Regions from separate parts of the Homo sapiens genome. Here region 2 is linked to region 1. Evidence: read pairs that join two places in POLR2A ChIA-PET (ENCODE). Cell type or tissue: PC-3. All regions are shown on one strand. Each heading gives the region's core, and the rest is flanking DNA. Links, peaks and the distances in the headings are about the cores only. Region 1 holds the start of FOXO3B (forkhead box O3B). Region 2 overlaps TVP23B (trans-golgi network vesicle protein 23 homolog B).

What was found. ChIA-PET counts read pairs that join two places held together with the same protein. Peaks named below come from ENCODE experiments on the same cell type or tissue, not always from the same donor. Only the 100,000 strongest peaks of a DNase experiment are listed, where the experiment ranks them.
Region 2: POLR2A ChIA-PET joins it to region 1 with 14 read pairs; 2 of 35 experiments call an interaction of 5 or more read pairs at or near these places.

Annotation. Positions count from the first base shown.
Region 1 is chr17:18,672,881-18,688,229 of GRCh38, reverse strand. It overlaps FOXO3B (forkhead box O3B), which reads left to right and starts at 5,916. Exons shown (of 4, transcript NM_001368135.1): 1 at 5,916-6,026; 2 at 6,384-6,615; 3 at 7,401-7,489; 4 at 15,175-15,349. The coding sequence starts at 6,579. It also overlaps the pseudogene ZNF286B and the pseudogene UBE2SP2. RefSeq lists an enhancer at 5,921-6,426. In PC-3, for the core only: no CTCF peak of the experiment used is centred there; a DNase peak (open chromatin) is centred at 5,949; H3K4me3 peaks cover 471 bases.
Region 2 is chr17:18,784,864-18,801,088 of GRCh38, reverse strand. TVP23B (trans-golgi network vesicle protein 23 homolog B) reads right to left here. Exons shown (of 7, transcript NM_016078.6): 2 at 11,654-11,736; 3 at 10,049-10,193; 4 at 3,421-3,510; 5 at 2,146-2,277. Among named protein-coding and RNA genes, the nearest start is that of TVP23B, 12 kb to the right of the region's middle. In PC-3, for the core only: no CTCF peak of the experiment used is centred there; no DNase peak of the experiment used is centred there.

The DNA of each region.
Region 1 (15,349 bases), core at 1,191-9,190:
TTCAAGTGATTCTCCTGCCTCAGCTTCCTGAGTAGCTGGGGACTACAGGCGCCCACCACCATGCCTGGCTAATTTTTGTATTTTTAGTAGAGACAGGGTTTCACTATGTTGGCCAGGATGGTCTTGATCTCTTGATCTTGTGATCCACCCTCCTCGGCCTCCCAAAGTGCTGGGGTTACAGGCGTGAGCCACCGTGTCTGGCCCTACTTACTAGTTTTTAATCCAAATGGAGATTCTCAGCCTTTTGATAGATAAGTTTGACCCATTTACATTTATCGTGATAAATTATATAATAGGTCTTATTTTGTGTTTTCTTTTCTTTTTTTGACACAGGGTTGTGTTTTCTCTTTTCCATACTTTCTGTTTCTTCTATTCCTCTTCTCTCAGTTTCCATGGAATAATCACTTCTTTTCTTTTTTTTTTTTTTTTTTTCTGAGATGGAGTTTTGCTCTTGTTGCCCAGGCCGGAGTGCAACGGCGCGATCTCGGCTCACTGCAACCTCTGCCTCCCAGGTTCAAGTGATTCTCCTGTCTCAGCCTTCCAAGTAGCTGGGATTACAGGCATGCAACACCATGCCTGGCTAGTTTTGCATTTTTAGTAGAGACGGGGTTTCTGCATGTTGGTCAGGCTGGTCTCAAACTCCCAACCTCAGGTGATACACCTGCCTTGGCCTCCCAAAGTGCTGGGATTACAGGCGTGAGCCATGCACCGGCCAGTCACTTTGAATATTTTACATCCTATTTTTATTCTCCTGGTGCTTGTACCTAATTTATTAAAACCCACACCTATGTTTCTTCCCCACCTCCCATCCATTTTTTATGGTTGTGAATGTGTATTTTTTTATGCTGATCAGCCCAGGGTACTATATACAGCAAAACTATTTTTTCTTTCTTTTCTTTTCTTTTTTTTTTTTTTTGAGACAGAGTCTCACTCTGTTGGCCAGGATGGAGTGCAGTGGCATGATCTCAGCTCACTGCAACCTCCGCCTCCTGGGCTCAAGCAATTCTCCTGCCTCAGCCTCCTGAGTAGCTGGGATTACAGGTGTGTGCTACCATGCCCGGCTAATTTTTGTATTTTTAGTAGAGATGGGGTTTCACCATGTTGGCCAGGCTGGTCTCAAACTCCTGACCTCAGGTAATCCGCCTACCTCAGCCTCCCAAAGTGCTGGGATTACAGGCGTGAGCCACCACACCCAGCCTTTTTTTTTCTTTTGAGACGGAGTCTCGCTCTATCTCCCAGGCTGGAGTGCAGTGGCATGATCTTGGCTCTCTGCAGCCTCCCCCTCCCAGGTTCAAGCGATTCTCCTGCCTCAGCCTCCTGAGTAGCTGCGATTACAGGTGCACGCCACTATGCCCAGATAGTTTTTTTTTTGTTCTGTTTTTTGTTTGTTTATTATCATTATTATTTTGAGACAGAGTCTCACTCTGTCACCCAGGCTGGAGTGCAGTGGCACAATCTGGGCTCACTGCAACCTCCGCCTCCCGGGTTCAAGCAATTCTCCTGCCTCAGCCTCCCGAGTAGCTGGGATTACAGGCATGTGCCACCATGCCTGGCTAATTTTTGTATTTTTAGTAGAGACAGGGTTTTGCCACGTTGGTCAGGCTGATCTTAAACTCCTGACCTTAAGTGATCCACCCACCTCGGCCTCCCAAAGTGCTGGGATTACGTGAGCCACTGCACCTGGCCAATGTTTTCTTTTTTGTATTTTTAGTAGAGATGGAGTTTCACCATATTGGCCAGGCTGGTCTTGAACTCGTGACCTCAAGTGATCCACCCATCTTAACCTCCCAAAATGCTGGGATTATAGGCGTGAGCCACCACACCCGGCCTAAAAACTGAAAATAGAACTACCATATGATTCAGCAATCCCATGACTGAGTGTTTATCCAAAGGAAAGGAAATGAGTATATCACAGGGATACCTGCACTTCCATGTTTATTGCAGCCATATTCACAATAGCAACTTAAGTGTCCATCAATGGATGACTGGATAAAGAAAATGTGGTATATATACATAATGCAACACTATTTGGCCATAATAAAAAATGAAATACTATCATTTGCAGCAAGATGGATGTAACTGAAGGTCATCATGTTAAGTGAAATAAGCCAGGCATAAAAAGACAAGTACTGCATGTTCTCAGTCACATGTGGCAGCCAACAAAGTTCATCTTATGGAGGTAGAGAATAGAATGATGATTACCAGAGGCTGGGAAGGGTGTGGAGGGTGATGAAAAGGGGTTGATTAACAGGTACAAACACACAGTTAGATAGAAAGAATAAGAATCTTTAATAACGCAGTTAACAACAATATATTGTATATTTTAAAATCACTAGAAAAGAACATTTCAAATTTCCCCAACACAAAGAAATGATAAATGTTGAAGGTGATGGATATCCCAAATGCCCTGACTTGATTATTATATGTACTATGCATGTATCAAAATATCACATGTACCCCATAAATATGTACAAATATTATTTATCAATATTACATTTTCTTCTTGTAACCAGTCCTGCTATTGACAAATCAGATTTATTTATTTAATTATTATTTGTTGAGAAGCCACAAAATGCCAGGCACTGTTTTTTTTTTTCACGTTGATACCTTTTATTCTTCTCAACAATCAAAATACAAAGTTAAACACAATTGAGCCATTGTTTTGGTTATGCATAATGTGTATGCCTCCAAAAACAGAAGAAAAATAGGAAGAAGTACCCTCACTAAAGGTTCCCTGACTCGTCTTCCGGCAGATCCAACGAAGGGAGACTCAGGAAAATCACAGTTAGAAAGCTGCCCAATGAGGTATTTATGCAAAAAGAGTGTTCTGGAATTAAGAACATACTTTTATATTCCTGTATTTCTCAAAGAGATCAGAAAAGTAAATCACACACATTGAATTTTATTATTTTCCAAAAGAGGCCTCTGCCCCTTTAGAAAAATGAAATGAGGGGAGACAGCCCACGGTGGGGGTTTTAATTGGAAGAAGTCCTCGGCCAGAAACAGTCCTGAATGTTTAACCTCTGCCTTTCAGGAAAGAGGTCTGAATTTTATCATCTGGGGGGTGGGATGAAGGTCGGGGACTGAGCTGGAGGTCTTTAGGCTTGGTCAGGTGACAACACAAATCAACGTGTCGCTCAGGCTCCATAGCTGCTGGATGGCTTTTAGGGTGTCAGATGTTTGGGGAGACGGAGGGAACAGAGCACTGCAAAGATACTTTATTCCTATCTACTGGGAAAAATATGCTGGAAGTATTCAGCTTCAGGTCATGAATTCGACCTGCTGTAGAGGTGTAGGGTTTTTTTTTTTGTTTTTTTTTTTTTGAGACGGGGTCTCACTCTGTCCCCAGGCTGGAGTGCAGTGGCGCGATCTCAGCTCACTGCAAGCTCTGCCTCCCGGGTTCACGCCATTCTCCTGCCTCAGCCTTCCGAGTAGCTGGGACTACAGGCGCCTGCCACCACGCCCGGCTAATATTTTGTATTTTTAGTAGAGACGGGGTTTCACCATGTTAGCCAGGATGGTCTCGATCTCCTGACCTTGTGATCCGCCCGCCTCAGCCTCCCAAAGTGCTGGGATTACAGGCGTGAGCCACTGCACCCGGCCGAGGTTTAGGTTTTTTCAGGTTCTCTCATCAGCAACCCACTGGAAGGTAAGTGTGGGGAATGCACCAGTTAGTTCCCACTGTCCGGGCTGATGGAGATCTGACACTACCTGGTACTATTCCAGGCACTGTTTTTAACACTGAGGATTTTTTTTAATTGTGATTGTTTTCTTTTGTAGGTGATCTATGTTTTGTTTCTGGAAGGCTTTAGAATTTCTTCGTTAGATTTCACCGTAATATGTGGTGTCTTTTCATAATTTTGTTTGACTCTCTATGAATAATTTCACTATGAAGTCTTTAATTTTTTATTTTTCCATAATTCTTGATTATTTCTTAAAATAGTTCCTCCTCTCTGTTTTTCTTTCCTTCTGGATTCTCATAAAGTCTAGTCAGGCTCCATACTGCTTAATATTTCTTTCGTATTTTTCAACTTTTTCTCCCTTCCTGATATCTTCTGGAAGTGTAGAGTTCCCTAGCCTGATATTGCAGCTTCACTAGAATATTCTAGATATTCACTTTTCAATTTTACACATTCTGCTATCCAATCTAGTATTAACCATCATATTTTGACACACAGTTTCGTTGTTTTTATTTTTATGACAAGTTCTTGCTTGATATTTCCTGTATCCTCCTTTATCATTCTTAGGATAGCTTTTTAAAAGTACGTGTACAGGCCACACACCTCCTAGGACCAACTGTAGCCATTTGTCTTCCTGTGGGTTTCAAATCAACTTTTCAATAGTTGCTCAATCCAACAATTTTCCCTCTTCCAGACAATTCCCAGATTGGATTTTGACAAAGAAGATCCTCTTTTATGTTAGAAAGTGGAATTAAATTTTCCTGCATAACAATATGACCACATACTCAGTGGTCCAAAATAGCACACGTTTATTATCTCATAGTTTCTATGGGTGAGAGTCTGAGCACAGCTTAAGTGAGTCCTTTGCAGCCAGCTATCAAGATGTCAGGCAAGACAGGGTTCTCATGGGAAGGCTCTACAAAGAATGATTCACTTCCAAGCACACAGAGCTGTCCAAAGGGTTCAGCTCCTTGCAGGTTGTGGGACCAAGGGCCTTCGGTTCTTGCAGGCTATTGGCTGGAGGCCATCCTCAGTTCCTTGTCATATGGGCCTCCCCAACATCACCACCACTTCATCAAAGCCAGCAAGAGAGGAGTCTCCTAGCAAGACACACGTTAGACTTTTATGTCACCTTTATTGCACTGTATTGGTTAGAAGCAAGTCCCAGTCCATACACAAGAGGGGATTGCACAAAGGTGTAACTACCAGGTGGCTGAGATAACGGGAGTTACAAATCCCTTCTGGGAGCTGGAAATCATCTTTCCTTGAAGTTTCTAAAAGCCACTGAACGGTTTGAAGCACTAAAGTAATAGCATATTCTTGTTTTAGAAAGAGCACTAGCCAGAAAGTGTCGAGAACAGATTGGTGGTAGAGAAAACCTTAGTTAGGGAATCCAGTTACCAGGCTGCAACGGCAATCCTAGTGAAATGGTGGTGGCCCCAACTAAGGTAATGCTACTGGGAATAGAGAAAGATGGAAACAATTGAGTTATTTAAGATATAATGAATAGGACTTGGTGATAAATAGATGGTGAGATCAAAGAGTTAAGAATATTCAGGCTCTGGTTTGTGCAAATGAGTGAGTGGGCAGTAATGTCATTCACTGAGAAAAGGAGGGCAGTCTAGACACGAAGCTGGAGGTGGATGGGTTAGTCCTCTAACAGAATTGGAGAGACTGAATAACCCTCCCTTGAAAGAACCACCTTTTATGCTACGTTTAAACTAATGCTTATGTCTGCAAAGAACCTATTGCTTAAATTTGTTACAACAGGTTCAATCTTTTCAACTCGTTTTAAATACATGAATTTTAGGATTACAAGTAGTCTGTGGATACAGGAACATCTGACTGAGTGTACAAAGAGGGACCTGCTCTTCCTAAAAACATCCTTCGTATGTTTTGAAAGCAAAAGGATGAGTTCTGGGCGCACAAAATATGGATAAAAGCTATGTATTTTAACGTATCTTACACCGGAGTAATTTGGGTTGAACTCAGCAGCCCTAAGCACTGTGCCACAGGAACTTGTGCAGACAAAGCGCGGGGACGGACCCTGACTCCGGTCCGCGTCTCCGCTGCTCCCTCCCTCCCTTGCCCTGAGGATTAGACACAGGAGATGCTGCCTCATACTCTCGCGAGACGGACGGAGCTCTTCGATCGGCCGATTCTCCCAACCTCACCATGGGTGCTCCCACCTGCGGAGAACCGGAGTCTGGCGATGCCAAGGCGCTTCTGGGAATTGTAGTTCCGGGCGGAATGAGAGCAGCACGCCTGGCTCCGCTCCTTCTTACTCATGCGCGACTCCGAGCTGGCCAAAGAAGTTCGTCCCCTTTGTGAGGCCCGGGATGGGAGGTGAGTTGCTTGTGGTGATGTCTCTCGTCTCGGCTCGGCCTCGGCGGTAGTTCCCCGGGTCGTTCTGTGCCGAGTCGGGGCTAGAGTGCGCGTTTGTTAAAGGGGCCTCGAGGGCAGACCATGAGCCCTGTCCCTTCTCACTCTGGCCTGATCCTCTCCTCGGGGGACGCGGTTGTGCCACGGGCGGGGTGGTCGCGGGGTCCTGGGCCAGTGCCCCGAGCGCGGCAGAATTTGTCCAAACTCCTGATGCCCCAGCGTCACCTCTTCCAGGCGCCCGGTTCCCCCAGGGACAGCTTCAAGCGGTAGGGACAGACATCTGAGGACCCAGCCTCAGGGATGCTGTCCCCGGGCTTCCAGGCTCCAGCGCCGTAGGACTGAGGCAGACTCCACGGTGAGAAAGAGACCCGATCTAACCCAGGCCTTTCATCAGAGCCCAGGAGGGAAGGCAGGAAGTGGGACCACGAGGCCCGGGGGGCTTCTAACTCGTCTGGCCAGGGAGATCTGAATTGGGGTGAAGAGCAGAATCTCCAGAACAAGGAGGAGGTGGTGATCATGGAGACAGATTTGGCTGAAATGCCTGAGAAAGGAGGTGAGAATTGCGGACGTGTTGAACTTGTAGCGTGGAAGGACGAAATTCCTGCTCCTGAAGGGAAAACGGTTGGCTCAGGGGAGGTGGCTCTTGGCTGGCTGTCTCCATTGTCTTGGGGATGGATGGGCTTTTTAAGTGAGACTGAAGAGCTTGGTATGGGAGCACCGCCCTTTCCATGGCAGCTGGGCACACAGTGGACCCTTCAAAGCTACCCCCAAAATGTGAGTGAAATGTTAACTTCTATGGCAAGAATTCACCTCTTTGGTTGTCAAAAATGTTTTGTTTTACATAGGAGAAAACAGGCGTAGTAGTTAATGACTGACTTCCATTCTACCTGACCAGTTTCGTGAAGGTTGTGCTGTGACCTCCTACACCAGAATTCCCCCTGGGGTGGTTGTTAGATTTCTGGATTGTACCCCAGGCTCAACTAATGCTTATTACTTTGAGGTGGGGTCCAGCAATCTACATTATAAATAAGCTTTCAGAGTGAGAACCAACGAGTATAGATTAAGCTGGGAAATTTACTGACATATTCTAATTTCTAGATCAGAGGATGCCATCTTACAGAATGTGTTATGATTATAGCAACTGAATTCGAGCCCAGAGTAGCAATATTCCCGCATATCCCGGGAAGAGGGTCCTGGGAGGAGGTCGGTTGTTTTGGGGGTACCTTCAGTCTCAGTGTTTGTAGGCAGCACATATAGTATGTTGAAGCGGTTTTTAGACTTTAAATCTGAGTGGCACATTAAGCCTAGGTCTCATCATTACTGCTTTCTTGTCGTTAGTTCTGTCTTCCCAGGATTCTCCCCATTTCCAAGAGAAGAGCACAGAAGAGGGAGAAGTGGCTGCTCTGCGCCTCACGGCCAGATCCCAGGTGAGTGAGTCTGCTGATTATTGGAATTACACCTTGTTTCTTAGAGTACAGATGCACTCCCTTCTTTGTGATGTGGAGTTTCTTTATCCACTAAAGCCCATCTGCAGAGCTGAGTTCTAAATCTAAGAGACTAGTCAGGAGACTAATGGACTCAGAAGAAAATGTTTTCTACTTATAACACTGGATGGATTTCTTCCCTATTTAGTGTTTATTGTCCCTCAACAGATAGGTAAGCAGCATTTCCCTTTCTTAGCCTCCTATGCTCATTTCTGTGCTTGGTAATGTGAGAAACTATTTTAAATATAATGTGGCACATACCTCTTAAAACTTGTTTCTCTAGAGGAAACAGCATGTATGTGACTTTAAGTGGCAATCTAAGAAAGCACTTAAATGCTGAAGTGATTGTAAAAATAATAAATACTCACATAGTTCAAAGAAACACTGGAAAAGGAAAGCCTATGAAGGCGTAATTTAAAGAGTTACAGTTAGAATCCAGCCCTCTGAGATGACGAAAGCTAAGGTATGATCATGCCTGCAACTTACTTTTATATTGTTGGCCCCTCTCTCCCAAAAGGTAAATATGACAAATATTACGAATGTTTGGCTGGGCGTGGTGGCTCATGCCCGTAATTCCAGCACTTTGGGAGGCCAAGGCAGGTAGATGACTAGGTCAGGAGATTGAGACCATCCTGGCTAACACGGTGAAACCTCGTCTCTACTAAAAACACAAAAAATTAGCCAGGCATGGTGGCACGCACCTGTAGTCCCAGCTAGTCTGGAGGCTGAGGCAGGAGAATCACTTGAACCTAGGAGGTGGAGGTTGCAGTAAGCCGAGATCGCACCACTGCATTCCGGCCTGGGCAATGAGGGAAACTCTGTCTCAAAAAAAAAAAAAAGAATTTTTGAATTTAGGCGGTGATTGTACTATATCAGTGATTATTGCATTCATCTTTCAACTTTTGTATGTTTGAAACTTTTATTAAAAGAAGTTAGGGCTGGGCACGGTGGCTCATGCCTGTAATCCCAGCACTTTGAGAGGCTAAGGCGGGCAGATCACCTGAGGTCAGGAGTTCAAGACCAGCCTGACCAACATGGTGAAACCTCGTCTTTACTTAAAATACAAAAATTAGCTGGGCGTGGTGGCGCGCACTTGTAATCCCAGCCACTCCGTAGACTGAGGCATGAGAATCACTTGAACCCAGGAGGCAGAGGTTGCAGTGAGCCCAGATAGGGCTACTGCACTCCAGCCTGGGTGAGAGTGAAACTGTCTCAAAAAAAAAAAAAAAAAGTTGAGGAGGAAAAAAGGAGCTTTCCATGATGTGTGTGGCATACCACAACCCAGAGATTCCTCAATCAGCCTTTCTCTTTGCTTCTGTAATCCAAAGTGTAAAAAGTAGATACTGCACATTCATAGTGTTTGTAAAAGTCACTTCCTTTATGTACTTGCCTGTCTCCATTGGCTTCTCAACTGTCTTACATTAGTCTTGAAGACTTTATTAGTCAAGAAGCTTTAAGTTGCAGCGGATAAAATCAATTCAAATGGGTCTAAGTGAAAAGAAGTAACTATTGACTAACAAACTGAAAAATCTAGGTCTGGCTACATATAGGGCTCAAACAAGAATGTTAAAACCTAATTCTTCATTTTACTGACCTTTGCTCTCCATGGGTTTTATGGCCAAACAAGTTTTTCTCCTAGTGTTGGCCTCTAACGAGTTTAGGCTTACATCTTCCTGTGTTGAAGGCCAGAGAAAAAGGGCAGATTCTCTTCTAGTCATTCTTGCAGAAGTGCTGGGATTGACTCTAATGGGGTATTAGGCCCATTCCTGGATGAGATATTGGCCAAATTTAAGTGTAATTCTTTATAGAATATACCTACACACACACACATTCACGTGCACGCACAAACATCCCACCCGTGAGTCAGAGATGGCGTCAGTACTACCTGAGCTACACAGATTCAAAGTGGCCAGGCATAGTAGCTAGGGGAAAATTAGGGCACTGGTACCAGAAGCGTGAATATATATTTCAATACTTTGATATCAGATTCAACACTGTTAACAGCATCAAGGTGATTGAACCTATTATGGAAAATTTTTAAAACTCTCTTTGTTCTTTTTGCATTTTATTAGATTTTTAAAATGCAATATTGGAGCTTTTTTTCTTGTTAGAATTTGCCTGGGCTATTTTTTACCTTTGATTTGTTAGATTTTTAAAAATATTAAAAGTTTTAGTTCTTCAATGTAATAAAGTGAACAACACAGACATACAGAAATGTAAAGGTAATGCTACTTCCCCCTCAAATTCAGTCCCTGCCTCTCTCTACTATGTATATTTTTTCACATTTTTTGTTGTACTTGCACTACTGTATTCAGACATATGGTATACTATATTTCCTTCCATCTACCCACCAGTACCCAACCCAGCAATAATATTTTGTTTTGATGGCCTATTCTGTATATAGGATGTGGCTTTTTAAAAAAACCTTTTTATAAGGGAAATTTGCTCATTCACATATAATACATGTGTTTCAAACTTTTCTTGCCATGTGATTTTTATAATTCTGTTTCCTGTGCTTTATTGTTTCCTCTTTTGTAGTTTTCCTGCTGTTTGTGCAATGGTTTGCATTTTTGTTGTTCTGGCTTTTTCTTCTAATTTTTGGGCACTTAATCTCCACTGAATGTTGATTTAGTTATGTATATGCAGATTCTAGGCTAAAGGTCATTTTTCCTCATAATGTCTTTTCTACTTAGGGGCTACTTAGTGATTTTTACATATTATTTTATCTTAAGGGAATAATTCTCTTCTTTCTTTTTTTTTTTTTTTTTTTTTGCTTTTCCAACTTTATTTAGAAAAACAAATCCAGGTCTCAGTGCCCCCTGTACCCTCCCCGACCCCAGCCATAATTTAAATAACTTAGAGACAGAGTTGGAGGGAGGGGACAGGAGAGGTTGGGGTCACGGTGGAAGGAGGAAGAGAGCCCACTACAGCCGCCGTAGCGCCCGCTTCTTGTCCGTCTTTTTCTTGGCCGCCAGCTTCTTATCGCGCTCGCCAGCATGCTTCTTGGCCATGGGACCCTCAGCCCCTCCCAAGCCCCCTGGGGCCCCAGAGTCGGTGGAGGAAGCTGCAGTGCCACTGGCCAGGGCCCGCCCGGCTTTGGCCCTGCCGCTGGGCCCGCCGGCGCCCCCGTGGATCTCTGTGAGCAGACGGGCCCGAGCCGCATACTCCTCGTAGTTCTCCAAGAGCAGGCGGCCCGCCTCCTCGTTGAGTGCAGACTCGGGGTTAGGGTGGATCAGCAGGCACTTGATGGTCAGCAGTACGTGTCGGATGCCCAGCTCAGCCGTCCAGTCCCTCTTGAGCACGTTGACGCACATCTCGCCATTGGCGCCCAAGTTCGGGTGGAAGATCTTGGTCAGGAAGTAGCCCTTGGGTGGGGAGGCAGGGAAGTCCTTCCCCAGCAGGAGTTTCATGCGGAACAGACCTTGTATACATACAAGTAGACTTGTTTTATCAGAGGATAGATACATACTCACTGTTGGTAGATAGTGCCAAAGAGGTTTCTAGAGTCATTGTACCAATTACATTCCCAGCAGCAGAATATGTGCGTTCTAGTTGTTCCACATGCTTGTCAACACTTAATATTGCTTGTTTTCATTTTAGCCATCCTTTTGAGGTGTGTGATATCTTTTATTTTTTAAGAAATAAAAATATTACATATTCAGTTAAAGCCCTTTTATTCTCAGCTGGGTGTGGTGACTCACGCCTGTAATCCCAGCACTTTGGGAGGCCAAGGTGGGTGGATCACCTGAGGTCAGAAGTTTGAGACCAGCCTGGCCAACATGGTGAAACCCCGTCTCTACTACAAATACAAAAAAATTAGCCGGGCATGGTGACAGGCACCTGTAATCCTAGCTACTTGGGAGGCTGAGGCAGGAGAATTGCTTGAACCCAGGAGGCAGAGGTTGCAGTGAGCCGAGATCATGCCATTGCCCTCCAGCCTGGGCGACAGAGGGAGACTGTGTCTCAAAAAAAAAAAACAAAAAGCAAAGAAAAGAAACCCTTTTATTCTCTTTCTCCCCTAGAAGTAACCATTATATCTTGAAATTGGTGTGAATCATTTCGGTGTTTGTGTATGTGTGTGTATACACAGAGATATATACATATGTATGTAAAACAATCTGTATGTTTTATTGTTACACTTTTTCTTATGTAGTCTGATTTTTTAAAGTTCACATTGTATTTTGATATTAATCTATGTTAATATATATGAATTATGTTTATTCATTTTAACTACTGTGGAGTCATAAGTCCACTGTATGAATAAACTGAACAGTTTATTTTTTTGCCATTAGTAGCAGTTGCAGTGATCATCCTTTTTTTGATTCCTTATGTTCATCTTGAGAGCTGGTTTAGGGAGATAACTGGAAGAAGAATTAGTAGGTCTTAAATCATCACATGTTTAGCTTTACTAGGAACTGCCAACAGTTGAGTTATCAGACTTGTTAATTTTTGTCAATCTGATGGATGCAAAATGATGTTTTAAAATTTTCATTTCTCTGAGTGATAAATACAAGTTTGAGCATTTCATGTTACTTGGCTATTCAAGTTTCTTGTGAGTTACCTGTTGATACCCTTTGCCTGTTTTTTGAGATTGGGCTGTTTATATCTTTTCTCTTGATTTGGTGGAGTTCTTCATGTATTTTAGGTACTAATCTATGACAGAAGTAGCATTGCAAGTCAGTGAGAAGAAATTGGTTCTTCTAATCTTTGGCTTATTTTATTTTCTGGTGTGTTAGGCATATAGAATTAAACATTTTTAATAACAAATTTTTTTTTAAATATTGCTTTTTGTGAATTGTCTATCTACTTTATCCCAGTGTCAGAAAGATTATTTTATTCCAAAATGTTCAATTTTGTTTTACAGGTATTTATTTTTGTATATGATGAAATGGGAAAACTAATTTTGTCTTTTTCCGTGCTGAAAGCCAATAAGTCCAGCATTGTTCATGGAATAATTTTATGTTACTGATTTGTAATGCTACCTGTGGTAAACCCAGTTCCTCAGCATACTTAGTTCTGTTTCTTGTCTCTCTGGTTTACTTGTCTGTCTATGTCTAATACCAGACTGTTTTATTTACTATACTTAGTATTATATATAGCTCATAAAGAAAATCCTTCCTGGATATTATTATTTTTAAAAAAGTTATACTTTTGAATATTGAAACAGTTTAAAAGTCTTTCCCTGTGATTATGGATATATCTGTTTCACCTCAGAGACCTATCAGTTTCTGTGACTTACCACTCACCACCCATCTCCCTTTTTTGGGGTATTGCAGTTTTCATAGTGATCTGTTAAGAGGTCCTTATATATGAGGTTTTTACCTTTTCTTATGTTACAGATATTTTTTGTAGTTTTTGACTTTCAGTTTTGCTATGCATTTTGATGTACAAGTTTAATTTTTTATAATCTTTTTTTTTCTGCCTTTTCAGTGCTGCTTAAAATGTGTTTCATTAATCCAAGGTTACATATATATTTGCCTCTGTTTACTAGTGTATTCTTTAATTTTTTCTTTAGGTTCTTAATCCATTTGGAATTACTTCTTACTTCTCTGAGTGTATCTTCTTAGCCTTCTTTTTTGAACAATTAAATATTCTAATTACTCAAAATTTGATTTTAATCTCCCTTCCTTTTGTATACCTGGAGTCATAAACTTGAGTACTTACATGGGCCAGGAGGTAATATCACTGAGTTAAGCAAGCAAAGTGGAAACTGGTGAACCAGAGGAGTACAGGCCTCAACTGAAAGGAGTAGCTCTAGCTCAATGGCTGGCAAGCTTTTTATGTAAATGGCTAGACAGTAAATAATTACGCTTTGTGGGACATGGTGTCTCTGCAGCCATTCGATCTTCCACAGTAGTATGAAAGCAGCCCTAGAAAATGCATACATGAATGGGTATGTTCCAGTAAAAATTTATTTAGCAAAGTAGGCAGCAGGCTGTAGTTGCCAATCCCTGCTCTAAATGGTGGTTGTCGTTCAGTACACTTCCAGTTTTTTTCAAGAGAGAAACCCTAAATTTGCATTTGTCTGTAATCTCCCCCCCCCCTTTTTTTTTTTTTTGAGATGGAGTCTCGCTTTGTTTCCCAGGCTGGAGTGCAGTGGTGCGATCTTGGCTCACTGCAAGCTCTGCCTCCTGGGTTCACGCCATTCTCCTGCCTCGGCCTCCTGAGTAGCTGGGACTACAGGTGCCCGCCACCACACCCGGCTAATTTTTTTGTATTTTTAGTAGAGATGGGGTTTCACCGTGTTAGCCAGGATGATCTCGATCTCCTGACCTCGTGATCCGCCCTCCTTGGCCTCCCAAAGTGCTGGGATTACAGGCGTGAGCCACTGCGTCCAGCAATAATCTCCCTATTTTTAACTGTGTATAACTAGTTTTAAAAGTTTGTATAAAAAGTGTGGCCCAAAGAAAATGTGTCTAAGGTCTGATTTGGCCAACTGATCAACTGTTTGCAGCCTCTACTTACTACTTCATTAGTCTCATCATTCCCACAACCAGTTACCTTCTATCAAGATGAGTCCCAAATTGGTATTTCCATCCTAGAGCTCTCCTCAGGGCTGTTCTCAACATCTTAACTATTTGATTCCTTTGTTTGCTTATGTCAACGATACTTCAATACAACATGTTTAAAACTGAATGTCTAAAATAAGTCTAAATTTCCCATCTCCCCAACAACATCCTTTTCCAGTAATTGTTTTAATGGTACTTATTGTCATCAAATTGTACGTGGTGGAAATCTACGCACAGTCTTTACATCACCCCCTCTCTCCTTTATCCATCACTGTATTTACCTAATTATATTCTAAGTATTTCTTCACTGTTAATTTTCCTTCATATATTTTTTGTTTTCCTGGATTACTGTGATAATCTTTGTGATTCCGCCTTTGCCCTCATATACTTCATTCTCAACATTGTAGTGAGACTGATATTTTCATAATCAAATCTCGTCTTGTCATCACTCTGCTTGGAACATTTGAATGGCTTCTCGCTGCCTTCACGGTAACAGACAAAATCCTGGAGGTCTACAAAATCTTGTGAAATCTGGCTTTTACTCATTATCCCAACCTCATTTCACAACTACTCTTCTTCCATCTCTGTGCTCTAGTGTAGCAGTTCTGAATGCTTTGGCATCAGAGGACCTACTGTAACTATAAAAATTGTTAAAGACCCTAAAGATGTTTCATTTATGTAGGTTATATCTACCAATAGTTACTATACTACAAGTTAAAACAGAAAAATTTCAAGCTATTAGCTAATTCATTTAAAAATAATTGGCCGGATGTGGTGGTCCACACTTGTAATCCCAGTGCCTTGGGAGGCCAAGGTGGGTGGGTCGATTGAGCCCAGGAGTTAGAGACCAGCCTGAGCAATAAAGTGAGACCCCATCTCTTAAAAGAAAAATAGAAATAAAAAATTATAAACATGTCATGTGTTAGCACAGTATATTTTTTTATTAAAAAACATTATTTTCTTTAAACAAAAAGTGTTATTAAGAAGTATGGTCTCCTGTTCCTGGGAGGCGGGCGCGGCAAGACTGGGAGGTGGCGGCAGCGGGCGAGGACTCGCCGAGGACGGGGCTCCGGCCGGGGATAACCAACTCTCCTTCTCTCTTCTCTCGTGCTTCCCCAGGCGGCGGCGGCGGCGGCGGCGCCCGGGAGCCGGAGCCTTCGCGGCGTCCACGTCCCTCCCCCGCTGCACCCCGCCCCGGCGCGAGAGGAGAGCGCGAGAACCCCAGCCGCGGCCGGGCGGGCGGCGAAGATGGCAGAGGCACCGGCTTCCCCGGCCCCGCTTTCTCCGCTCGAAG
Region 2 (16,225 bases), core at 3,558-11,557, 110 kb before region 1:
CTCCTCTGCACTCTCTACCCCATTACTTTGTATCATTAACTAACATCCCCTGTTGTATTTTTTACTGTTTGTCTACCTTCCACTAGAACATAAGCTCTACTGGAGCAGTCAACTTGTTTACTGTCCCCTAACTTATCCCCCTGTGTCTCCAGACAGCTCTGACATAAGAGTGAACTCTTAAAATTGCTGAATAAATAAGGAAAAGATGAATAATTAAAGCAACAAGAAAATAGTAGATGAGAACAAATAAAAATGATCCAACATAAACGTAACTGGTACTTCAAAATGAAAGGTCAAACCATAGAACATAAATAAATGCAAAGATTTAACAGAAAAAATTTTCCTGATTCCAAGCAAAACTTTGGTCTGCCTGTCAGAAAGGCACAGACTCCAGAAAACTTGATATGGAAAGATAAATACAGATACATCTGGGTTACATGAACTAAAAAAAAAAACACCTTATGAGGAGAGATTACAAAGGTTAAGTAAGCCTGGCCTCAGACTTCTCCAAGATATTCAGTGAAAGAAAATGATGGAATAGCATCTTCCAAAAAGAAACAAACTGTGACCCAAGAATATTAATCCAGCCAGGTCATCATTTAAGAATAGTCAATAGGCTCATATGTTTAAACATGAGTCAAAAGAAAATGTAGCCAACCAATAAGTAAAAGGAGAAGCTGCAGTAAGACTGGTGATAGGCAATGAATCGACTTTTTTAAAAAACAGATCAAAGACTAAACAACCAGTAAGAAATATGTTTTCAAAAGATAACTATTATAAAACTTGGTAACACAAAAATAACATTGGAACAAACAAGAGAGAAAGGAGGAAACTCATAGGAAGGAATATGAGTGTTTATTTTCTTCCCTTTCTAAACAGAGTCTATTAAGTCAATAAACAGGTTTAAGTACATTAATTAATGTTACAAAGAAAACCACTAGAAGGACTAAAATAAGACTATAATAAGCAAAACTCTAGAGGTAGGAGGAGGGAGAAGTTAAAGAAACCATATTAGCGTAAAGTTTCCCATTTTCCAGAGCAGGAACTCCATAAATACTGAATAAATTTCCTAATTCATGAAAGAGGGTAATGATATAAACATATAAAGTAATTAAAGGTAACTACCAGAAGAACTGAAAAAAGACAATAAGCTTCCAATAAGCTTCCAAATCCAAAGAAGGAAAGTATGAATGTATGAGCACACACAAAGAAAAAAAGAATCTATATCGCAAAATAGGACTAAGAAAATACTACAAATTAGGAGGAAAAACATAATTAAGGCCAAAATATATCTGATATCAATAAATATTGTGTGAAAATTCACACAATATTTATTCATATCAGATATAAGATAGAATAAGAAAAAATAATATGAGATATAAAAAAGAGTAAGACTCACAAATTGGGTCAAGTGACAAACTATATTTTCCAAAGACAGCAGCAACAATATCTCCTCTTCCACAAAGTCTTCTAGCACCTTCTTATTCCTTATCAAGAGCAGAGCCTAATTCCCATTTCCTTGAATGTGAGTGGGCAGCAGAAGCGATGCTATGACATCTTAGCTAGATTGTAAAAGCTTGCGAGCTAGAACACCCCACAAGTGAAGTACTGGGCTGCCACGTAAGCAGTCCCACCACCATGAGGCCACCATGCCATGAAGAAGCCCAAACGAAGGCACAGGGAAAAACATGTGGAGAGGCCATGGGACCTCATGAAGAGGAGATGGCTCACAACCCCCATCATTCCAACTACTGTCTGACTACAACTACTCAAGACCCCAAGCCAGAATCTCCCAGCAGAGCCCTTCCCAAGATCCTGACCCATAGAAACTGTGAGATAATGGCTGTTGTTGCTCTAAGCCACTATGTTTTGGAGTGATTTGTTAGGCAGCAATAGGTTACCAACCATTATTTCCAGAAAAGACCACTAATAATCTAGAAAACTGGTGGGAAGGGGTTTTTTAGGATCTCTTCTCCAGTATTATAGAGAAAGGTAAAGTTGGGAAGCAAAACTTGGGAATTACATGATGAAGCTGCCTATTCAAGATAGGTCCCTAATGATAAGGACTCAGTTGTAGTTGTTGCTTCCTATGATTACCATCAGACATCTTAATGGATTATTTGAAAGTTCTACACTGATACTCACCAACCACTTTACTCTGAAGGAGAAGAGTGCACTAAAAGCAAATATCACCCACAGTACTGGACAGGCAATAAGTCCCAACCAAAAGATTCTTGATTCAGCCTCTGACACAGTTTTATTCTCTTGAGAGGACTCCTATAAAAGAACATAAATTCAATTATCATGTTGTGAAATTTATCAATAAAAAGTTCAACATGTTTAATAAAAAACATATTACCCACAAGTTCAAATATTAATACACACAGCCCAACTCCTAAGTTAGAACCCAAAAATACATGACTATCACTCTTGTAATTTTAGGAACTGATCTATATTAACTCAAGAATTTTGCATTTTCAGGGCAGGATGGATGGTTTACCACAACTCATGACAGTAAAGAGTGGTCTCTGATAGGATTCTATTCAATTCTTCTTGCACTTGTACTATTTATTCATAAGGAAGCTCTAAATGATACCTTTCCTACCAATGATCAAGGAAATCACAGTTATAATCATTCTGGAGACTAAAAGGTCAAATTAGGGTCCAGAGGAAAAAAAAAAAACGGAATCAAGGGATTCTGGACAATAATCAAAATGTCTTAGCAATACCCAGGAAGTTACAAGGGTGGTAAGTTGTTTCCAAGGTAGATTCTATAATATAAAAGAATACAGGCTCATTGAACACAGTGCCACTTTCTTAAAATAACTTGTCAATACCCTTGGTGTACTGTCGCCAAGAATTTGGTCCTCTGCTTCCAAAACTTATTTCCACAAGGAAAGTGAATATTCACTATAGTGTAGCAGGCTAACCCAAAACAGACCAGGATCCCCAGGGCTCCTGAAGGCAGAAGCTTAGGAATAGAGTGCTCCGATCAGATATTCTATCCAGCTGCACTCCTCCTCCTTTTTCCTGCCCAGAAATGAAAGACGACCACAGGAGCAAAGACAGAACAAGATGTTAAAAGCAGTTATCTGCTGAGCATAGAGGGATTTATGGAGACACTAACAAAGGCAACACAGAGATCTTTTATCAGCAATCCCTGACAGGCAGCTTAGCACACTGTATGAACTCAGACCCAGTGTCTTCCCTCAAAGGATTCTGTTCTGTATATTGCTTGTTTCTGGTCTGAACTAGACAGAAAAATGCATTAAATTCTAGAAGGCCATCTCCTTTAGTGCTGACATGCCAAGTGATTTGGTATAGTGTTTTTAATTCTGAATACTTCATCTTCCAGTATTTAAATATAGTCTACAAATAATTTAGCTGATAACATTATTTAAAACAAAAAAGGCACTTTACCTTTCTAGATTCAAACACCCAATGGCTCTTTCCATCTTCATCAATGTGATTCCACCAACGTAGGCCAACCATTAGTCTACCTGTGACATTCTGGTGAAGATTAATATAAACAGGCACATTTTAAAAGCATTATTTAAAGATCTATCACAAGCTCCTATCTTAGTGTAACATTTCACAAACAAAAACCTTCAGCTTTACCTCCATAATATCCAGTTAGCAAAGACTACTATGTATCAGGCCTGGCTAAGTGATTAAGTAAAATGGTAATGGCAGGACTAATAGGGGTAGAGGTGACAGAGCAAGCAACAAGTCCACCCATAAACATTACACCTTCTCTTTTCCCTCATGAACAATTTGCCCTTTCTCCAGTTCCCTAATTTTCCCTAAACCCCTTGCTATTTGGTTACTGTGACCTACTTTACATCCTGACTATAGCTACATGTATTTTACAACTACATATCCCTGAAAATGATTATAGACACTGGCCTTCAGTCAGTCTCTCAAGTTACCAAGCTCTTTTCCTACTTACTAAGGTAATAAATTAGTTTGATAGCTTTCCTAATCTTTATTTACTCAACAAATATTTACTGAGCATCTACTATGTGCTGGTAATACAACAGTGACTAACAGATACCAACTCCTTCCTCAGGGAAAGAGGTGAAGAGAGGCAGACAACCAATGCACAAATGTACCATTACCAACTGAGTTAAGTCCTGCAAGGGAAAAGTGTGAGATGCTTGAAGAGTATAACAGGGAAATTGGATCTAGTCTGGGTATCAGAAAATGACTCTCTGAGGAGTCAACATTTGGAATGAAATATAAAAGATAAATAAGAATCAACAGTACCATGGATGTTTAATTAATGGTGTCCACTAATAGATTCAGTGGTTCTGTGAACCTCGATGGGTTAAAAAAAAATGTTACCTTCATTTTCATTAACCTCTGGCTAAAATTTAGCATATCTTTAAATTATGAATGTAGACAACAAACTATGAATGTAGGTAAAATTAAAAACACCCTGACACAATAGAAATCACAGGCATTTTTTTATTTTGTACTATATTTGCTGCAGTTACCTCAAAATATTGTAGTTTTGTTTTTTGTTTGGTTTTGTTTTTTGTTTTTGAGACAGAGTTTCGCTCTTGTTGCCCAGGCTGGCATGCAACGGGGCGATCTCAGCTCACCGCAACCTCTGCCTCCCGGGTTCAAACGATTCTCCTGCCTCAGCCTCCCAAGTAGCAGGGATTACAGGCATGCGCCATCATGCCCAGCTAATTTTGTATTTTTAGTAGAGATGGGGTTTCTCCATGTTGGTCAGGCTGGTCTCGAACTCCCAACCTCAGTGATTCACCCGCCTTGGCCTCCCAAAGTGCTGGGATTACAGGCGTAAGCCACCACGCACGGCCTCAAAATACTATTTATGCTCACCACTGCTTTGAAAGTAGTTAGCATATCATTAAATTATGAATGTAGACAACAAACTATGAATATAGGTAAAATTAAAAACACCCTGACACAATAGAAACCACAGACATTTTTCATTTTGTACTATACTTGCTGCAGTTATCTTAACATATTGTTTACGCTCACCACTGCTTTGAAAGTAGTTATTAGACCTGCCACTAGATCTTACCATTAATAAATTCATAAAGTATAGTAGTCCTCCCTTATCTGCAGGGGATACATTCCAAGACCCCCAGCAGATGCCTCAAATTGTGGTTAATACCAAACCTTATATATGCTATATTTTTTCCTGTAAGTACATACCTATGATAATGCTTAATTTATAAATAATGCACAGTAAGAGATTAATAAGAAATAAAAATAGAACAATTATAACAACATAATCTAATAAAAGTTATGTGAATGTAGTTCTCTCTCCTCACACAGTATCTTACTGTTTAGTGTAGTGTATAGCAGTAACTGAAACCGCAGAAAGTGAAACCTCAGATAATGGGGGAACTACTACACATATAACTCAATCAGAAATTTACTTTTCTAATATTTTTAAATTATATTTCAATATAAGTGACTTCCTTTGAAATCTTATGTACTTTATATATGTGAAAACTTATTCATGAGTCTATGAAAGGGACCCATGGCATAAAAAGATTAGGAATCCCTGTATGAAGGTGATGTGGGAGGAAGAAGAGCATTCCAGATAGAGCAGCAGGCACTGATGCCCTAATGAAGAAAGTACAATCTATGGATTTATGGGACTTGGTCATTAATTGGATATGGAGTAGGAAGGAGGCAACTGATACATTTCTGGTTTGCTCAAGTAAAAAAATAGTGATTCCAGGCCCCACGAAAGGGAACACTCAAAGAAGAAGAGCTTTTGGGGAGTGGAAGATGACAAGTAGTATTTTACACATGTTAAGATATAAGTTGCCTGGCCAGGCATGGTGGCTCACTTGGGTTCAAGACCAGCCTGGCTAACATAGTGAAACCCTGACTCTACTAAAAATACAAAAATTCGCTAGGCATGGTGGTGCATGCCTGTAGTCTCAGCTATCTAGGAGGGTGAGGCAGGAGAATGGCTTGAACCCCAGGAGGCAGAGGTTGCAGTGAGCCGAGATCACACCACTGCATTCCAGCTTGGGTGACAAAGCAAGATTTTGTCTCAAAAAAAAAAAAAAAAAAAAAAAAAAAGATTTGAGATGCCTTCAAGACAGCCACATAAAAACGTCAAGAAGACACATGGAGAGGCCTTGAGTTGTGAGGACAAACCTGAATGGAGATACAGATCTGGGAGGCAACACAGCTTACAGATCAGCAATTAAAACCAGAAGCATAAACGGCACTCCTTAGGAAGGGAATACAGGAGAAGAAAAGGAAGAGTCTTATGAGACCAAAATTCCTATGGGAGAGATGCTAAGTAAAAAAAAAAAAAAGAGCTGGCAAGGGAGACCTAAACCAGAGGTCTCTTCTATAGGTATTTTCAAAGAATGCTCTCAGAATACTTTCAAACTCTTCTGTGTTCCCATTTTCTAACTCTTTATTTCCTGCTTTTATCTTTATTAGTTTATTTTCCTGATTTCTCACGCTTATTGCTTGTTTTTGAAATTTCTGGACTCAAGTAGTCCATTATTTTCCCTCTTTCTTGTCTAAAATAAAAGGCTTTAGTCTATTATTTTCCCTCTGAATTCAGTTTTTGACATATTCAGAAAGTTTAACTGTAAATGATCACCATTAAGGTATAAATAACCTATATTTACAGTTTTTGCTTCCTTTTAAACCCAAGATATGTAGTAGTTCGCTTTTTAAAAAGAATTCCAATTTCGACAACTACTTTCTATTAATTTCTAGTTCTGTTTCATTGGAGTAGAAAATGTAGGTGCTTTGGGCAATTTTATTTTGATTTTCTTCACAGTGATATTTAGTCAATTTTTGTAAATGCCCCACAGGCATTTAACAAGAAAGTATTCTGTCATACAAAGTCCCAAATACTGCTATCAAATTGATGTTGCCAATTATTTCATTCAGATCCTTCAGAACTTATTTATTTTTTGGCACTTTGGTTTGTTAAAGATAGTAGTTTGTTAAACTCATCATAATGCTTTTCTATTTTCTAATATTTCCAATTTTTTTACTATACATAGTTTGATATAATTTTACTCTGTGAATGATCTTCACTGTGATTCATAAAATCACCTTTTTCTGTTCCTCTTAGTGCTTTCTTACTCTGATCCATATCTCATCTGATAATAATACAATGCCAAGTTTCTTTTTGTTTGAGTTGATCTGATGTTATCTTTGCCTTCTTTTATTTTTTCTAATGTCATTAATGTTGTTAGATCTTTTGTTTGGACTTTGATTTCTGACCAATCTTAGTATTCTTGTCTTTAAATGGGTAGTTTAATCAAATTACATTTCCTATTATAATGAATTTGCTATTACTTACATCACTTTATACATGTACTTTCTGATTTAAGCTTCCTTGACAGTTGCTTTGTTTTCCTTCTTTTGCTCTATGAACTGTTTTACTTGCTCCATCTTCTCCAATGTTGCAGAAGATACACGACTGGTTTTAAATTTTACTAATAGTTGCCATTATTTTTTTTTTTTTTTTTGAGATGGAGTCTTGCTCTGTTGCCCAGGCTAGAGTGCAGTGGCGCAATCTCGGCTCACTGCAAGCTCCGCCTCCTGCCTCAGCCTCCTGAATAGCTGGGACTACAGGCACCTGCCACCACGCCCGGCTCATTTTTTTTTTTTTTTTTTTTTTAGCAGAGATGGGGTTTCACCATGTTAGCCAGGATGGTCTCGATCTCCTGACCTCATGATCCACCCGCCTCAGCCTCCCAAAGTGCTGGGATTATAGGTGTGAGCCACCGCGCCCAGCCATAGTTGCCATTAAATTTTTAAAACCATTATTTAACCTTTTTTACTCAATTTGTCAGAGTGAAGAATAAAATAAAAACCAATATAAGCTTTAGCATTTAAGCATACCTTTAAATTATTTTCCCTTCTCTACCTCTTCTTTATCTTCATTAACATCACCTAGGGCAAGCCTATCCAACCCTCTGCCCACAGGCCTCATGCTGCCCAGGACAGCTTTGAATGCGGCCCAGGAGAAATTTGTAAACTTTCTTAAAACATTATGAGATTTTTTTGTGTGCGATTTTTTTTTTAAGCTCATCAGCTAATGTTAGTGTATTTTATGTGTGGCCCAAGATAATTCTTTCTTCCACTGTGGCCCAGGGAAACCAAAAGATTGGACACCTAGGGGTTTAGATGAAGATTGATTTTTTGTTTTTTTAGTAAGTACATTGAGATTTATAACAATTACGACACATCTCTATTTTAACTGTTTCAGAACCCTGCTTATCCCAAGTCCACTTAATAATTTCCCTATTCTTGACTTCTTAATTTTGCTTTATATCTCCATTGCTTTGCTATCTATAAGTAGTTTTGCCAAGGATAAAAGGGTGCCATTTTTTAAGCCCTTGTTTAAAAACAAAAATAAACAAATAAACCTTATCAGAAAATAAACTATTTTGATCGCATTTTTTAAAACTCTAAACCCAGAAAAATTTTAAGAGTTTGGAAATTACCAGGAAGAACTGACTGGAAAGCATGTTCTATTTGGCTGAACAGAAATTTTATGAACAACAAAAAGAAACGTGTATCAAAACTGTGAGCAGTATGTACTAAATACTTTGGAGCATAAAGTAACAGAAGAAATTCAAAGAAATGCAAGCCAAAGAAGACTGGACAACAGAAAAACCTAAAGAAAACAGACCTTTGAAATCTTCCTTCTCAGCATTATGCGGCCTATGGAAACTGGCCATCACCAAGCCAACCACTTCAGGTATCTTTAAGAATTAAAAGATGGCCAGGCGCAGTGGCTCACGCCTGTAATCCCAGCACTTTGGGAGGCTGAGGTGGGCAGATCCCTTGAGGTCAGAAGTTCGAGACCAGCCTGACCAACATGGAGAAACCCCGTCTGTACTAAAAATACAAAAAAATTAGCCAGGCGTGGTGGTGCATGCCTGTAATCCCAGCTACTCGGGAGTCTGAGGCAGGAGAATCACCTGAACCCAGGAGGCAGAGGTTGCGGTGAGCCAAGATCATGCCATTGCACTCCAGCCTGGGCAACAAAAGTGAAACTCCGTCTCAAAAAAAAAAGAATTAAAAGATCTAAAAATGGCTACATTGGTGGGTGTGAATAGGGTTGTAACATCTTACTAGTCTTTGAATCAGTATGTGTCTCTGAAACTCCAAAATCAGCCTTTGATTTTTTTCTCCACTATTTTACTATATTTTCGAACACACACAGTTAAATTTTACAGTGAATACCCAAATATCTATCATCTAGAGTCCATATTTAATATTTTATTATGCTTACTTATCTATTTATTATGTACCTATCTATCCATCCATCCATCTCTCTAATCATTGTTCTTGAGTTTGAAACCATTTCTTACACTTCTTTCTATCCCCTACAGCAGGGTGTCTCAACCTTGGCACAACTGACATTTTGGGTCAGGTAGTTCTTTGTTGCAGAGGGGCCGTCCTGTGTGTTAGGATATTTAGCAGCATACCTGCCCTCTAGCCACTAGATGTCAATAGCACACTCCTCCCACCTCCAGTCATGACAACCAAAAACATTTTTGGACACTGACAAATATTCAGTGGGTGGCAAGCTTGTCTCTGGTTGAGAAACACTGCCTTAAAGCATCCATAGGAGCCTTTTCAAAAGGTAGGTATTTTTTAGGTATTTGTGGACAAACTACACTGGGGCCTTATCTAGAAATTATATACAACACACCTACAGGTAAGCCTGAAGCAAAACCCATGGTATGGATTAGAAGCAACATTGTAGGGTCTATGGTTGCTAGTCACTTTTGTTTGTTTATTTGACTTTAAAGCTGATGTAGGTTAGAATATGGCACAGAAAAATCAGCAGCACAGTAACCTGCATGTCTCATCTTGTATTGTCAAAGGGAAAAAATGAAAAAAAAAAAAAAAAAAAAAAAAACTACATGCAATTTGATATATCTAGCACTTCAACACAGATGAGGTTTGAAGTAACAAAAGATTAACAATAATGCAAAATGCTAACTCATATTTTTATACATCATTTTCATATTAAATATAATTTTAAAATAAAAACAATCAAAATTACCTTCACTGCCCAAAAGTCACACGACAACAACAAGATAATTGTCACCATACAGGTAATAAAGCTGCTGCTGAGCAACCCACAGAGAAGATAGACGATGATTGCACTGACTCGAAAGAATAAGTGGAAAAACGATGCTACTGGATGTCTGAAAACCAAAACACAATGAAAGAAATGCAATTACATTTTACTACAGGTACTAGCAAATGTAGAGAAAAATGTTTTAGCCATCGTGTAACTGTGAAGAGTTTTGTCAAAATAAAAGAGGTGACTTTAGTAGGATGAAGCAAACCTCCTAGCTCTCTTTTTCTTAAGCCCCACTATTTGACTAGGCCCTGTAGTTACAGAAAATACACTATGCACAGATGACTTTAACACCTCATTGAATATAAACTTTCACAAAATAGATAATAAAGAATTTTATCTCTCTTGGAGAAATAAGGAAACTGTATCTTAGAATTTGAATCCTATTTTCAAATCACACCAAAAGAATTCCTTAGCCCTCAGAAATCACTCAGACATTAAGACAAAGTTATCAGGTAGTTTGTTTCTTTCTTTCTTTTCTTTTTTTTTTTTTTTTGAGACGGAGTCTCGCTCCGTCGCCCAGGCTGGAGTTTGGTGGCACAATCTCGGCTCACTGCAAACTTCACCTCCTGGGTTCACGCCATTGTCCTGCCTCAGCCTCCCAAGTAGCTGGGACTACAGGCGCCTGCCACCACGCCCGGCTAATTTTTTGTATTTTTAGTAGAGATGGGGTTTCACCATGTTAGCCAGGATGATCTCAATCTCCTGACCTCGTGATCCACCTGCCTCGGCCTCCCAAAGTGCTGGGATTACAGGCATGAGCCATCGTGCCCAGCCTGTTTCTTGTTTTTTAATAGCTTTTTTGAGATATAATTCACATATCATACAATTTACTTATTTAAGGTAAACAATCTAATGGTTTTTAGTACATTCACAGATTTGTACAACCATCACTCCAATTTTACAACTTTTCATTACCCCAGACAGAATCTTTGTACCCACTGGCAGTCATTCCCCATTTACCTTCAAACCCCTCAGCTTCTAGCAACAGCTAATCTATCTTCTGTCTCTACAGATTTGCCTATTCTGGACATTTCATATAAATGAAATCATACAATATGTGGTCTTTTGTGACTGGCATGAAAGATGAAAGAAAAGTAAAAGACAGCATTTTAGCAGGGTTCAAGTAGAATTTGCTTTCAGTAAGTGAATTTCTTTAGAGAGAATTAAATTTAGAATAGAAATGTTATGTGATTTTGAAATGTGCACAATAAATCAAAATGTAATGTATCTATAGAAACTATATAAAGAAATGGTACATTCTTGGAAAATAGCACAGAATTAAAAACACAGGTGTTCAAATAATTGGATTTGCTGATTTTAAAACTCAGTATTAAGTATGCCAATTATTCACAAGAAAATCTGAAATGTCATCTTTGTCGTACACTAAACGTCAAATTAGCAACATGCAGTATTCACAAGCACATTGAAACAACTCTGCCTTGACTCCCATCAGCTAGCACTGACATACATACAGAACAGCACTGGACACTAACACAGCTCATGCAACTTCTCTCCTCCTACCTGATTTTGGCTTTTCTTGGTCTATTAGTCGTCTCCTCTTCCGCATCAAACAGTGAAACATCTTCAGTGTCATCATTACTATCCTGGTAGGAAAAATAAATGGTCAAGAAGCAAAACAAAATTCAGTGTTTACACAGCCACTGCAATGCAAAGCTGCATACTCATCAAAATAGAAGATAAAATAATGTGGTTACAGCATCAGGAATTCAAAACCTAGGAAAAGGACACATGCAGATCCTCCACCCGCCTCCTCAAATCATCTGGCAAAAAACCCAGAGAATAATCGAAGTCTCAGCTCCTCCATCCCTGCCCCTAGGCTGCACCATCTGAGAAAACTCTAGGGTGCAGATGAGGCTACTACAACTTAACACCTGTCCTCCTCACCTGTTCTCTCCCAAGTCACAGAGCAAGCCGAGGCTACTGGGGATAATCTCAAGGTTTCTGGCTCCTTCACAAAATCATCTGACTGCATCCTTAGTTCCATGACCCCTTCTCACAACTCCTCCTCTTCTTATCCAAGGCTAAACCAATTATTTGTGCTCAGAATAACTTCTTTTCATGCCTCCTCGGGGATTTGTTTCATCATTTTCCCCTGTATTTACACTTTCTTCTATCTTCAAGTCTATCTATTGGATCTTTCTTTTTTGTTGTTGTTGAAATGGAGTTTTGCTCATCACCCAGGCTGGACTGCAATGGCACGATCTTGGCTCACTGCAACCTCCGCCTCCCGGGTTCAAACGATTCTCCTGCTTCAGCCTTCCAAGTTGTTGGGATTACAGGCGTGTGCCACCACACCCAGCTAATTTTCGTATTTTTAGTTGAGACGGGGTTTCACCATGTTGGCCAGGCTGGTCTTGAACTCCTGACCTCAGGTGATCTGTCCGCCTCAGCCTCCCAAAGTGCTGGGATTACAGGCATGAGCCACCACGCCCGGCCTCTATTGAATCTTTCTAATCAGCATATGCATATAAACTTCTTCAAGGCCACTTATTAGGCAAAAAAAGATTTTTTTAAGAACCCTGATCCTGAATCTCCCCTTCAATCCTCTACCTTCCCAAAGCATTGCTTCCTTTTACAACCTTAGGCTTTTTTTTTTTTTTTTTTTGAGATGGAGTCTTGCTCTGTCGCTCAGGCTGGAGTGCAGTGGCGTGGCCTCAACTCACTGCAACCTCTGCCTCCTGGGTTCAAGTGATTCTCCTGCCTCACCTTCCCAAGTAGCTGGGACTACAGGCGCGTGCCACCATGCCTGGCTAATTTTTTGTATTTTTTTTTGTAGAGACAGGTTTCACCGTGTTAACCAGGAGATTTCATGACCTTGTGATCCAGCCGCCTCGGCCTCCCATTGCTGGGATTACAGGCGTGAGCCACCATGCCCGGCCCCATAACCTTAGGCTTCTAAGAGTGGTTCACGCCTCAATTCACTGCAATTCCCCTCAACTACAACAAACCTGATCCTGTTCCTCTCCTAGTGGCACTCACCAGCCTCCCTGCCTTTATCCCTCTCTATTCCAGCCTCTCCTTTACATTACCCAGAGCAATCCTCCCAATATGGAAATCACACCATGTCACTCTACTGCTCAAATTTTTCAATGGCATCCCTACAAGTATAGGATAAAATTTAACTCCTTCACATAAAGCATAGAAGATCACAGAATCTAATGCCCCCTACTTGCTTCTGACACTGTCTTCATTGAGCACTGTTGAGCACTGAAGCAATACTGTTACTACATGGTCTCTAAGAACACTACAATCTCTCTCCCATCTCCTGCCTTTCACATGTTGTCTCAGAAAACTCTTCCCTTCCTCATGCCCTGCTCACCACCAAATACCAAATCATCCTTCAAGTTTTTTAGCTCAAATACTGAAATAGCTGAAAACCTGTCTCTGAAATCCCCATGTTCCCACAGCACTTGGACGAATCTCCATTTGAACAATCATCTCAGAGTATTCTTATTGCACATCTACCCGCTCCTACCTCCATATAGATTAAGCTGCTGGAGGACCTAGAAGACAAGGTTTTTTTTTTTTTTTTTGAGACAGAGTCTTGCTCTGTCGCCCAGGCTGGAGTACAGTGGTATGGTCTCAGCTTACTGCAACCTCCACCTCCTGGGTTCAAGCTAGATTCTAGTGCCTCAGCCTCCTGAGTAACTGGGATTACAGGAGTGTGTCTCGGCTAATTAGCCTGGCTAATTTTTGTATTTTTAGTAGAGACAGAGTCTCACCACGTTGGCCAGGCTGGTTTCAAACTCCTGACCTCAAGGGATCCGCCCACCTCACCCTCCCATAGTGCTGGGATTATAGGTGTGAGCCACCACGCCCAACCAAGACTGTCTTTGCATTGTAGTAAATCCTAGTGTCTAGCAGAGCATTCAGCCAAGTGGTACAGTATTTGTTGAAGGCATGAGTAAATAAGCAAAGGAGACGATAATATACAGCTGACTGTGATCAGGGCTGAGAAATCTAAGTGCAAATGGGAGCCAGGGAAGGAAGCAAATCATTCCTACTACAGGGCACTGGAGAAGCTTTCTGGAGGAGAGTTTGTCAGCTGGGCCCTGACAGTCCGCGTAGGCCTCCCTAGACTAGGTATATTTTGAAAGGCACAGGTGGGAATACAGGAAGTTTGTCTAAGAAATGGTCAAGTAGCTCATGCAGTAAGTGATGGATGCGAGAAGCTCCTACTGAGCTAAGGCTGAAAAGGTAAAATGGATTCAGATCTATGAGACTAGTGGTTCTCAACCCTGGCTACAATTAGAATGCTTTTTCTTAAAAAACAAACAAACAAACAAAAAAAGGCTGATACTTGGGTCCAGCCCTCAGTGGTTCAGATATAATTGCTTTGAGGTGTGATCATAACGTACAGCAAGATTGAGATCCACCGTATGATGTTATGAATAAAAAGCTGAGGCCTTCTGCTCTCGATCCCAACAGTCTAATCGCCATCCAGCGGCCAGGGAGACTTTTTCACATCAAATCCTATCATTCCCCTACTGAAACCTCTCAGCACTATGACTGAAAAACAGACTCCCTATCATGACCTATCATGATCTGGTCCCTGCCAATCTCTAAGACCTTATCTCAGGCCACTCACTCTTCATTAACTGTGGTAGGCTGAATACCTCCTCACCCCTCCCAAAAATGTTTAGGTTCTAATCTCTGGAACCTGTGAATATGTAAATTTACTTGGCAAAAAGAATTTCACAGATGAGATTAAGTTAAGGATCTTGAGGTCAAGAGATCATCCTGGATTACCCAGGCTGGTCAGATGACGTGATCACAATGGTCCTTACAAGGGAAACAAAGGAGGGTCAGTGAGAGAAGGTGATGAAACAAGCAAAGTAGAGATGAGAGACAGAGATTTGAAGAGGCTGTGCTCATGGCATTAAGATGGGGAAGGGATCCCAGGTGTTTAGAAGCTGCATCAGGCAAGGAAACTGATTCTCCAGAACCCCTACCCACACCTTGATGTTTAACCCCTTGAGCCTCATTCTGGACTTCTGACCACCAGAACTTTACAACAGTACATATGACTTCACTGCCGCAGTAGCAACAGGAAATTTATACAGTACCTAAGCTCCTGCCCAGACTGGCCATTTTTTTTTTTTGACACAGGGTCTGGCTCTCGCCCAGGCTGGAGTGCAGTGGAGCAATCAGGGGTCACTACTGCAGGTCCTACATCTCAGCCTCCTGAGTACTGCAAGCCACCATATCTAATATTTTAATTTCTTGCAGAAATAGGGTCTCGCTATGTTGCCCAGGCTAGTCTCAAACTCCCGGGCTCAAGCAATTCTCCTGCCTTAGCCTCCCAAAGTGCTACGATTAGAGGCATGAGCCACCATGCCCAGGCTGGCCTTCTTTTCAGTTCCTTAAACATGCCAAACTTGGGCCCCGTCAGGTTCTTTTGCACTTATGGTTCATATTACCTAGAACACTATTCTCTTACCCTGCTCTTTGAAAGACTCATTTCTTCTCATTTATTCAGTAAATACTGAGTGCCTACCAAGTGCCAGGTACTGCTGTAAGTGGTACAGATTTAAAAAAAAAAAAAAAAAAGACAAATAGCTCTGCACTCCTGGAGTTACATTTACTAAGATGGGGAAGACCACGGACACAAAAGATTTCGGGGCAAAATCAGCAGTTTGATTTTGGACATTTTAAGATGCTAAATGACATTTTAAGATGCTAAAACCAAAAAGCGTTGAAAGGGAGATCCATTGGAGTGTTTTAAGTGTAAGACTGCATGTTCTGACTCACCTGTTAGAAAGAGAATTCTGGCTACTGTAGTAAAAATCTGGAGGGGGAGGGGAGAAGAAGGAGGGACAAAAGCACAACGCTAGGAGACTGGTTAGGAAACTACTTTAATCACGAGGCCAAGAAGTAATGGCTTGGTCTAAGATGGATGCAGTGGAGGTGATGAAAAATAGATTCCAAGTACATTTTAAGGGAGAGCTGACAGGATTTGCTGATGGACTGACTGGGGAGGTGGAGGAAGGGTAAATAAAAGGAATCAAGGAAGATTCCAAAGTTTTTGTCCTGAACAACTAAAAAGATAAAGATGGCTAAGACAGACTCCTA